2 separate regions of the Homo sapiens genome follow, and region 1 is linked to region 2. Evidence: read pairs that join two places in POLR2A ChIA-PET (ENCODE). Cell type or tissue: HepG2. All regions are shown on one strand. Links, peaks and the distances in the headings refer to the core of each region. The heading gives the core; the rest is flanking DNA. Region 1 has its middle 12 kb from the start of SPTBN1-AS2. Region 2 overlaps ACYP2 (acylphosphatase 2).

Region 1 (5,386 bases), core at 220-5,219, 570 kb before region 2:
GGTATCTCAGTAGGTTGTGTGCCCCCCAAGTCCACTGGCTCTGGGCCCAGTTCAGCACTAGGACTTGCCTATGTGTTGCAGTCTTTGTGGCCTAGACTGCCTTTCAAGTTTATTTAGGGCCCCAGAGCACTTTAGCCTGGGGTGGCAAGGCTTGCCACAGCTCAAGTTCCATCTTCTGGGATGAGGAATAACCCTCTAGCTAGAGCTGGTCTAAATGCTCCCTCTGTGGGTACGTGTCAGCTGAGTTCAGCCTGGTTTTGCTTTCTGCCATGACAAGGCAGCACTAAGTTCAATGCAAGTCTCACAATTACTGCACTTTCCCTCTCCCAAGTGCACAGATTCTCTCTCTGTGCCATGCTGCTACTGCCAGGGGGCGGGGGAGGGGTGGTGTCAGCAAATCAAGAGTGTCTTTCCTACCTTCTTCAATGCCTCTTTCAGCTAGATAAAGTTAAAACCAGTGCTCACCTGATTTTTTATTCTTATGAAGGTGCTTTTTGTGAGTAGACAGTTGTTCAATTGCTGCCCTTGCAGTCAAGACAATTGGTGGAGTCTTCTATTCAGCCATCTTGCTCTGCTCCTCCTTTTGAAGTAAGTCTTCTGTATTTTGTTTTCACTACTATCCTCTTTTTGCCTTTTCTTCTTGATATTGTTCATTATTTGAGGGTTTAAGCAGTTCTTTCAGCATTCATCCTTTTAACTGTCATTAATTTTTTTAACTGTCAGAATAGTTTTCCATATTAGCAACCAATATGCCTGCTTCCAGCTGGTCGAGATTCAGTGAGTCTGTCGATATGGTTGGTCTGTTTTGTTTTTCCATGTAAACAGTTCAATTTATCCACAAAATCCCAATTTTCTTGCTACCATCCCTTACCTAATTAATTATTCATCCTCTGCACAGAGTTGTCTTTTGAATTTGAATTCTTTATTTTTTGATGGAATCGTTCCTCATTTTGATCTACCTAGTGTCACTGAGACTCAGGCCCTTTGGTAGTGGTGAAGGCTGGCATCATACCATCCATGTGGTCACACTCATCCCCCTGCTTCAATCTGATGGCCTGCAGAGACATCTGGGCCCACAGCAGAGATTCCCCTAAGAACCCTGGGCAAGGAGAGTCAAAAGGACCCATCCATATGGTAAAGCTTGTTTTCCATTAGCTGAACAAACTGACATTTTCTAAAAGTGTGCTGCCCTTTGGTAAAGCTTATTGGTAAAGCTTGTCAGTAAATGAGCTTTACCAACAAGTTTACACATTTCACCCCTTTGTAATCAACATTGTTCAGCTGCACTCTTAAGATTTGGAAAGGATGGGGCCAGGCACAGTGGCTCATGCCTGTAATCCCAGCACTTTGGGAGGCCGAGGTGGGCGGACCACGAGGTCAGGAGATCGAGACCATGCTGGCTAACATGGAGAATGGCGTGAAACCCAGGAGGCGGAGCTTGCAGTGAGCCGAGATCACGCCATTGCACTCCAGCCTGGGCAACAGAGGAAGACTCTGTCTCAAAGAAAAAAAAGAAAAAGAAAAAGATTTGGAGAGGATGGTTTTTTTTTTTTTTTAGAGATGGGGTTTTGCTATGTTGCCCAAGCTAGTCTTGAACTCCTGGGCTCATGTGATCCTCCCACCTCAGCCTCCTGAGTAGCTGGGATGACAGGTGCCCACCACTGCATCCAGCAGGAGGCTGATTTTTAAAGTTAGAGGAATTTCTTGTGTAGTCTCCTCTGGCACTATTTCAGTGTTTCACTTGCTCCCTCCTAGTAATTTTATCATCCTTTCAAGTAAAACAGAGAAAAACCATGATGTGGCAGTTTTATACTTTGATGGCCTCAGGGAAATACACTTACTGGTTGTCATGCCCTTATGTATTATGTGTTCAAGCTCTTGACTCTGGCCTTGGCCATGTGGCTTGCTTTGGCCAATGGGACATTAGCTAGTGTGGTGCAAGCAGAGGCTTAATACACACTTTCACATGGGGGCTTGTCCTCTTCAAATGTTCCTTGGAGCTAGACCACTGTATTAGGCTGTTCTTGTATTGCAGTAAAGAAATACTTGAAATTTGGTAATTCATAAAGAAAAGAGGTTTAATCAACTTATGGTTCTGCAGGCTGTACAAGCATGGTGCCAACATTGCTCAGCTTCTGGGGAGGCCTTGGGGAGCCTTTACTCATGGTGGAAGGTGAAATGGGAGCTTGCTCATCATATGGCAAAAGCCAAAAGCAGGAGCATGGTCAGGGGGTGGTGTGCCATACACTTTTAAATGACCAGATCTCACAAGAACTTAGAGTGAGAGTTTGCTTATCACCAAGGGGATGGGATGGCCCAAGACATTCACAAGGAATCTGCCCCCATGATCTAAACACTTCTCACCAGACCTCATCTCTAGCATTGGGGATTAGAGTTTACCATGAGACTTGGGTGGGACATCCAAACCATAGGAACCGCTGAAGGGTGAAAAGCCAAGTGCAAGGAGATCCTGGAGGATGAGAGGCCATTTGGACATCCCAGCTCCAGCCAAATTGCCGGCTGAATGCAGTCGCATGAGTGATCTCAGCCACCCAACGTGGAGCAGAAGCTCCTCCCAGTGGAGCTCCATCAACCGCAGAACCATGACAAGTAATAAATCACATAGCTACTGTGCTTTGAGATGGCTTACAACACAGCAATCGATAGCTGAGCTATGTGTTAATAAGTTACTGTCTTCATTACATAGGGTGCTTACCTGAGATTTTCTCTTATGAAAGCATTACTGTGTGTACATATTTACCTTTGATAAAGATTCAGCTCCAAATTTATATTCAACTGAAATGTCAGAGGGATGCCTGACACCTTGCAATGTGCTTGGCCTCTGAGCCATTTAAAAACATATGTCACCCCGGTGCAGCTTTGTCCTCACTGACATGTCTACCAAGAAGCCTGGCTGGCTGGTGTTCCAGGCATTGTATGTCATATTTCTGAAAATGCTGACAGATTGTTTCACAGAATATTGTCATAATATCGTGTTACTAAATCTTGAGTTGCCTTCATGGTAGCACATTTTTGCAGGAATTGGTCTTATCCTGTTAGGTATCTATGACTATGTTTATGCTTAATCCCTGAAACTGGGAATTCAATATTTCTGAATGATAATTAACATCTATAGATTTTGATGTAGTTTTAATAATTGAATCAATATTTCTAACAACTTTATTAAATGCATTAATGAGATGCAAATTCCTTTTATTAAAATAAAAATGTGTATTTTTTTATTTTCTTTTTTGAGATGGAATCTCACTCTGTCGCCCAGGCTGGAGTGCAGTGGGACGATCTCAGCTCACTGCAACGTCTGCCTCCCAGGTTTAAACGATTCTCCTGCCTCAGACTCCCGAGTAGCTGGGACTACAGGTGCCCGTCACCACGCCTAGCTAATTTTTGTAGTTTTAGTAGAGATGGGGTTTCACCATATTGACCAGGCTGGTCTCGAACTCCTGACCTTGTGATCCACTCGCCTCAGCCTCCCGAAGTGCTGGGATTACAGGCGTGAGCCACCGTGCCCAGCCTAAAATAAAAATTTATTAAATGTAATTATGAAACTAGAAAACTATAAAGAAAACAATTCACCTATAGGAAAAGTATGAACATTAACAGTGACCTGGTTAAATAAACTGTAGGATAGCTACACAATGGAGTTTTATTATTTACCAGGCTGTCTGTTAGTTTCTAGATAGATATCTGTTTTCTACCATACAGTAGGACTTCAAAAAATGTTGAATGAATAACTTGTAAATATCTTATGTGTGTGTACCTCTGAAATGATTAAAAAACTCTAAATGAAACCAATTTAAATTCAGATATACTTCAACATACTAATGTTAATGAAAAATGTTTTATATAACTACAAAAAATGAGCAAGCTAAGTACTGATATGGAAAGGGTTCCTAGATATATTATTATGTCAAAAAAGCAAATTTCAGAATGATGTTTTTGGTATGCTACCTTCAGAGTAAAAGGAGGAAAATCTATATGTGTATCTGCATAGACCCATAATATTTTAAAATCTAAGCACAGGGTTGGGAAACTGGCACTAGGGGAATAAACACAAGAAGGAGACTTTCCACTATACACTTTTTATACTTTCTGATTTTTAAACCATCGGAATATACTACCATTTGAAATACAATTTAATAAGCAAAATTTGAATCTATTTATGTTTTGCCTTTACACTTCTTTTGCAACTAATGAAAATGAATATTTTTTCGTTTGTGTGTTGACCAGTTTACTTCTTCCCTGAGTATGTTTGCCCATATTGACATCTTAGAGGCTTTGCTTTTTTTAAAAAAAAATCAGCAAATGTTAAATCTTCTCCACCCTTTACAGTGGAGATATTTGCCCTCTGTCACCTGATTTTGCTTTCCTTTATGTTATTGCATTTTAGAGTGTGAAGTTTTTATGCATTTGTATCTACTCTTACATGCTTTGACATTGCTCCCTTCCATCAGAGGTCTGACAAAGATTCCTTTCCATAATCTAGTTTGATAATTTTTGCCTTTTTGAAATTCTCATTAATTCATTTAGAATTAATTTCTGTGTGCAATTAGAAGATGAATAGTTACTTTTAAGAGTATCTAATCTTTCTTTTCCCATTGATCATATGAACTTCCTTATAGTATTTTTGGTTCTTATGCATAATAATGTTCATTTATGTACTAGCTGCTATATTCTATTCCATTGATTTGCATCAGTTCCGCTGACATGCATCAACATCATAGTCTTTATCACCGATTGAGAATATTTTTTCACAAATGGTGGTGCTAGTACCCACCATGATCATCACAATCCTTTTCTTTGATGCTATCTCTTGTTTTATGTTTATTCATTCTCTAGTTCAGGTAAATAATTTTAACTTTCAGAAACATTCTGTTTTTTATTGAGAAGTGGTCAAACCTATAAGTTAGATTGAGTAGAATTCATTCCTTTAAAAAAGAGCATGGTTCTTGTTTCCATTTAGTCAAGCTTTCTTGTCACCGCCATTTTGTTTGATTGGTTGGTTTTCTTCTCTTGGGTCAAAAAAATTTCACATCAAAGGTATTTCTTGGTACGTTATGGTTTTTGTTTCTATTGTGAATGGGATCTCTTTTTATTATATTTTTCTGATTATTCTTTATGTGGAAGAGTGCTATTGGTTGTATATTGACCTCGAATGTGGTCCTTTTGGTGGCTCTATGATCTTACTGGGAAATGATTTCCCATTTAGGTTTTCTGGGATTAAAAGTTGTCTTGACATTTCAATTAGCCCAAAATTCTGTTAATTCAAGGAGGGGAAAAATCATTAATGGTATCACAATGGGCAATCAACTAGTTGGTTTAAATGTTTACTTTCCATCAGTTTTAAGGTTTTGTGGACACACCCTGT
Region 2 (5,386 bases), core at 128-5,127:
CCAACATGGAGAAACCCCGTCTCTACTAAAAATACAAAAAATTAGCCAGGCGTGGTGGCACATGCCTATAATCCCAGCTACACAGGAGGCTGAGGCAGGATAATCACTTGAACCTGGTAGGCGGAGGTTGCGGTGAGCCCACATCGCGCCATTGCACTCCAGCCTGGGCAACAAGAATGAAACTCTGTCTCAAAAAAAAAAAAAAAGATTCAATATGAACTTAATAGAAATTTAGGTTGTTTTTGGTTACGGAGCCAGTGTTTTGAAGGAGAGGTTATGGACACAAGATCACAATCTTTTTGTAATGTGTCCTTTTGTGTCACTACTTGGGAAAAAAACATCAAATGTAATAATTGTTTAGAAGTGTATTTAATATATGAACGACTGTGACAGGCACAGCTAGTTGCATACCCCAAATCCATTCTCCCATTCTTCCCTTCTAACAGAACTCTGATTTTACTTGGGGCAGCAATGTGCCAGTTGATGTTTCCCAGACTTCCTTATAGTGGGGATGGCCAATGAAATGTAAGCCGTATCACTGGTTGGGACTTTCAAGACAGCTCTTCAACAGGGGCTGACTTGGCTGGGAGTTAGTGGTTTCTCCATGTCGGGGTATTGCACTGGTACCCTTTTTTCTCCTAATCATGGTATGAATATTATGATTGGAGCTAAGCAGCAATCTTGAAATCTTGAGGGAGAGGCCAAGGACATCAGAGACTTTGTCCCTGACTTCCCTGAGGCACTTTAACATGCCAGGGGATGGAGGAAGAAGTGGGGAATGGGGGAATGAGGTGGGGAATGGGAAGCAGCTGGTAAAGGGAAGGAGGGGTGATGGAAATGTTCTGGAATTAATGGTAATGCTGCAAAACATTGTGAATATACTAAAAACTACTGTATATTTAGTGTTATGTAAATTATATCTCAATTTTGTTAATGCCACACACACAAAAAAAGGAAAGCAGAAAACAGGACTATGATGTAGTCCTTCCTACCTCTATTTGTAGAACAAGGGCAGTCATTCTCCAATTTTGCTTACCGTACAACCTCCCTGACTTTTTCCTATCACTCCATACCAAAACAACTGCAGTGAAGATCCTCTTGAAGTACGGCAAGTAGAACTAAATGACTGAGCTCTCTCTAGATTTTATAACTTATTTCTGCAGGAGAAAGCATCTTTCTCTCTAGCGGAAATTCCTTCTGTGAGGAGGCGTATCATTAGTGTGTCATTCCTGGCTACTTTCTACCCTGCCCTTGTCACAGGGACATGCAGTGACTCATCTACTGGGTAAATTTAGAAGGAGAAACATGCACAGCCCAGGCATGTCCTCTTCTTCCTCCCGCTGGGAGCAAGTTACCCACAGGGATCATACTTCTGGCTCTACCCTAGAGTAGCCTCCCTGTGCCTGAAGTTTGGGGTGGCCACTGTTTAATTCTGTAGTACAGGTCATTATAAAGTCCACTTACCTGCAGATAGACATCACATTCCTAAAACTCCGCTTTACTCTTTGTCTTGACAGTAACTCACACAATGAAGATAGGTGTTATTTGTTGGGCCCCTCAAACTACAACTCTTATTTTAAAGCCTTGGGAGGAAGGTGAGCCAAGGAGTCTCAAGACTTCTAGCCCATTAACTCTGCAAGGCACTGAACCATGCAGGAATCAACTGCTCAAAGTTTCATAAGCCACCAGGAATTTTCCCAGAATCTTTCTGAGAGTCCTGATTCCTAGTATGAAGCATACTGCACAACAGATAGATATCTATATAGAAAGAAAAGGTAGATGTGGAGACATTTTTCTGCACTTTATCAGTGTTGGCTGGAACACAGCCCTCTTGGGACAGGGCTTCTGTAGGAGATTTATCTATGGGCTTTCGTGGCCTCCCCATACTTTTTCCACCTCACTTGCTGAAGAGAAGGAAAGCTGATATGACACATGCAGGTTTTTTACAGACACTCTGCTCTGGAAACTGGGGCAGACATCAGCCCTTTTGGTGATAAAAGACTCCAGCACGATATGCTGCTCAGTCAAGGTCCAGTCCACTACAACTGTACCTCACTTTGTGGAAAGAGGTGTCAGTGAGAAACCCTGAGAGGAATGTTTGCAAAGTAAATCATACTTTGAATTGACAAACACACACTGATATTTAAAGAAACCTGTGATGAGTTTTAAATGTCAACACCTTTTCATGTAAAATCCTATTTTTTATATTGTAACCTACCATTTCATCCTGGGATCTGACTGCATGTGTCAATTTTGAATGCAGGAAGTGATCTATATGCTGCCTTACAAAGCAGCCCTTAATGACTGTAAATATCTTTAATTGTTACAAAGCTTTCCTTATGTGGAATAAAATTCTGCCTTACTTAACCTTTCACCATCAGTCCAGGTTCTGTTCCCTGGAGCCATACACCACGGCATCTTTCAAACAGTTAAAACAGCCATCACACTACAATTTCTTCTCCAAGCCAGATATCCCCAAATACTTCAATTTAATTCAGTTCACTTTTGAAGGACCCACTAGAGGCGTAGCCGTGTAGGGGATATGAAAACAAGCCACCAGCCTGACCTTCAAAATACTGTCATTATTTTCTAGTGAGAGACACATACAAGTGTACACAGATAACTGTAGCTGAAAGCAGAATGATTAAAAGGATAAACACAAAGTATAACTACTATAAATAAAATACTATAAGAACAAAGACAGGAGAGGGAATTAGAGTTAACCATATTTATGTTTCTTGACTTTAATGGTGGTACTTAATATTTTCAACCTCTAAAACACAGCTTTTCCATTTACTTGTCTATGTAAGAAAAATGTGTACTTCTAAATCATGCATTATCTGACAAAGCCATTTAATAATTCATCCCAGTTTTCATTTTAAGCAATATTTAAGAAATATGGTATTCATCTCAGTTATAGCAGTAGGAAACAGACAAATTCCTCGGTAGACAGGGACAGGTCTCCGGTGAAACCAGACCTTCAAGTGAAACCTGAAACCGAGTTGCCAGTTCCAGGTGGAGTCCACAACCAGAGTGAGAACTTCCTCGATGCCTTTTAGCCAACTGAATGGTGCTTTTTCCAGGCCCACCCATGGAACAATTAGCATACACCCCATTCTGAGCCCATAAAAACCCCAGACTCAGCCTTACAGATGGCTATCCACTTTCAGGCCCCCTCTCACACAGAGGGCTACCCACTTCGGGTCCCCTCTCTTTATCGAGAGCTTTTCTGTCAGTCAATAAAATTCTTCTCTGCCTTGTTCACTCTCCAGTGTCCGCGTACCTCATTCCTCTTGGTCATGGGACAAGAGCGAATGGCAGGTGCAAAAAGAGCTGTAACATATGCTCATGCTCGCCGAGCTATAGGAGTGAAAAAACCATTGTGTGCCAACATGCCCCCATTTGCTGAGCTGCAGGCAGCAGGACCCAATGAGTTGTGACACGCTCCCATTCACTGAAGCTGCAGACAGCAGAAATGAACGACAGTGTAACACTTTCTGGAGGCTCAGGCCTCAGGACTCCCCAAGCAAAAGCTGTAACACACCTTGGGGCTCTGTGGTTGCTGGCATCTCCAAGTTATTGGGCACTGCCACATCCCCCTCATCCAGACACCAGCATCCAAGGTAGAAGTTGGTCACGGCACCCCTGGACCAGCTGCGGGCTGACCACAGAGCCAAGGCAAGCGCAGGATCCAGACCAGTAGCACAGCCTGAGCGCAGTCTGCTGGGCCAAGTGGGCAGAGTAAGCCCAGTGGGCCCAAGCAAAGCCTGGGCAGAGGTGCCACTAGCCGTGGAGATTTCTGGCTGGCAAAGTGGCACTGAAAGAATTCTGTGTCATCAGTAGTCAAATAAGCTACTCTTATTCTAAAAAAACTCAGTCAAAAAAAAATTCTAAGCACATGTATACCAACAGATAGTCACAATGCATTTCTAGGAGTGTCATTAGTATTCCCCTGAGAGCTGGTAAAGCATCAAAGCATCTATACACAGCATAATCAATTTCCCTTTCAAATTTTCAGATTATATTATTCTAGATGTAAATATAATTAAACATCTATAGAAACATTATAAACCAGGCCACAGTTACAAACACTCTAAAAGCACAGGGGCTCAGTCCCCAGCTCTCTTAACCCTCTCCCAAAGTCCTTGATGCAAGGGAAGTTGATGGGGAAAAAACGTGGAGCTCCTTGAGAATGTGAAGATTTTTTAAAGTACAGGATGAAAAGAGAGAGAGAAAAAAAAGAGTAACTTTAGAGTGGAGAAACCAGACAAACACTATCACAGCCAGGTGATCAAGGTTAACATCAACAGTGATAAGTCAGATTGACAGTATATACCCTTGATAGGTGTGACAAGAGCAGCACTTCACCTCTGTGGTCTTCCTTCCAATACCCCATTATCCCAGTCTTATCATAACAAAAATATCAGACAAATCCCAATTGGGGAGCATTCTACAAAGTACTTGACCTCAAAGTACTCCTTAAAACTGCCAACGTCATCGACAACAAGGTAAGTCTAACAGAATGTCACAGCCTCAAGGAGCCTGAGGAGGCAAGGGGGCTAAATGTATCTGGATGGGATCCTGGAACCAAAAAAAAGACATTAGGTAAAAACTAAGGAAACCTTGAAAAAAGTAAGGACTTTAGTTCATAATAATGTATCCATATTGGCTTAAACCAGTTGTACGGTCCCTATACTAACAACACATCATTTTTGGTTGGAAAACGTTTTCTGCAATAAACTCAAGCAAGCCAATTTAATTCATTGATCAATTTTCCATACAGGAGGGTTAAAACATTTTCCATTTTTTCCATGTTCACTTTCATGTCATTGAAACAATTTTCACTGGGAATAGTTTCCACTCAAATATTTTAATGATGACTTTATCAATCCGTATTTTGTCCATAATAAATGTTCCCAATTATAGGTTCTTCCATTGCGAATTTACTTTCATAGCCATTATTTCTAACAAGACAGTTTTCACTAAAATTTTATTATTCCATACTTTATTTATTTTATTGTTTCTTTAGAGACAGTCTCACTCTGTTGCCCAGGCTAGTGGCTCATGCTTATAAGGCCAGAACTTTGTGAGGCCGAGGTGGGAGGCTTGCTTGAGGCCAGGAGTTCAAAACCAGCCTAGTCAACATAGTGAGACTCCCTCTCTACCAAGGAAAAATTAAAAAGTTAGCTGGGCATGGTGACTCATGCCTGTAGTCCCAACTACTCAAGAGGAGGCTGAGGCAGGAAGATCATATGAGCCCAGGAGCTCAAGGCTGCAGTGAGCTATGATCTTGCCCGGGTGACATAATGAGACCCTGTTAAAAAAAAAAAAAAAAAAAAAAAAAAAAAAAAGACTACTAAGATTCAAATCCCACTTCTTAACTTGT

What was found. Peaks named below come from ENCODE experiments on the same cell type or tissue, not always from the same donor. Only the 100,000 strongest peaks of a DNase experiment are listed, where the experiment ranks them.
Region 1: POLR2A ChIA-PET joins it to region 2 with 5 read pairs; 8 of 35 experiments call an interaction of 5 or more read pairs at or near these places.

Annotation. Positions count from the first base shown.
Region 1 is chr2:54,689,168-54,694,553 of GRCh38, reverse strand. No RefSeq gene overlaps it. Among named protein-coding and RNA genes, the nearest start is that of SPTBN1-AS2, 12 kb to the right of the region's middle. RefSeq lists a silencer at 2,548-2,842. In HepG2, for the core only: a CTCF peak has its summit at 2,575; a DNase peak (open chromatin) is centred at 2,633.
Region 2 is chr2:54,119,017-54,124,402 of GRCh38, reverse strand. The region is part of intron 1 of ACYP2 (acylphosphatase 2); the gene reads right to left. Among named protein-coding and RNA genes, the nearest start is that of ACYP2, 6.1 kb to the right of the region's middle. In HepG2, for the core only: no CTCF peak of the experiment used is centred there; DNase peaks (open chromatin) are centred at 1,272 and 2,042.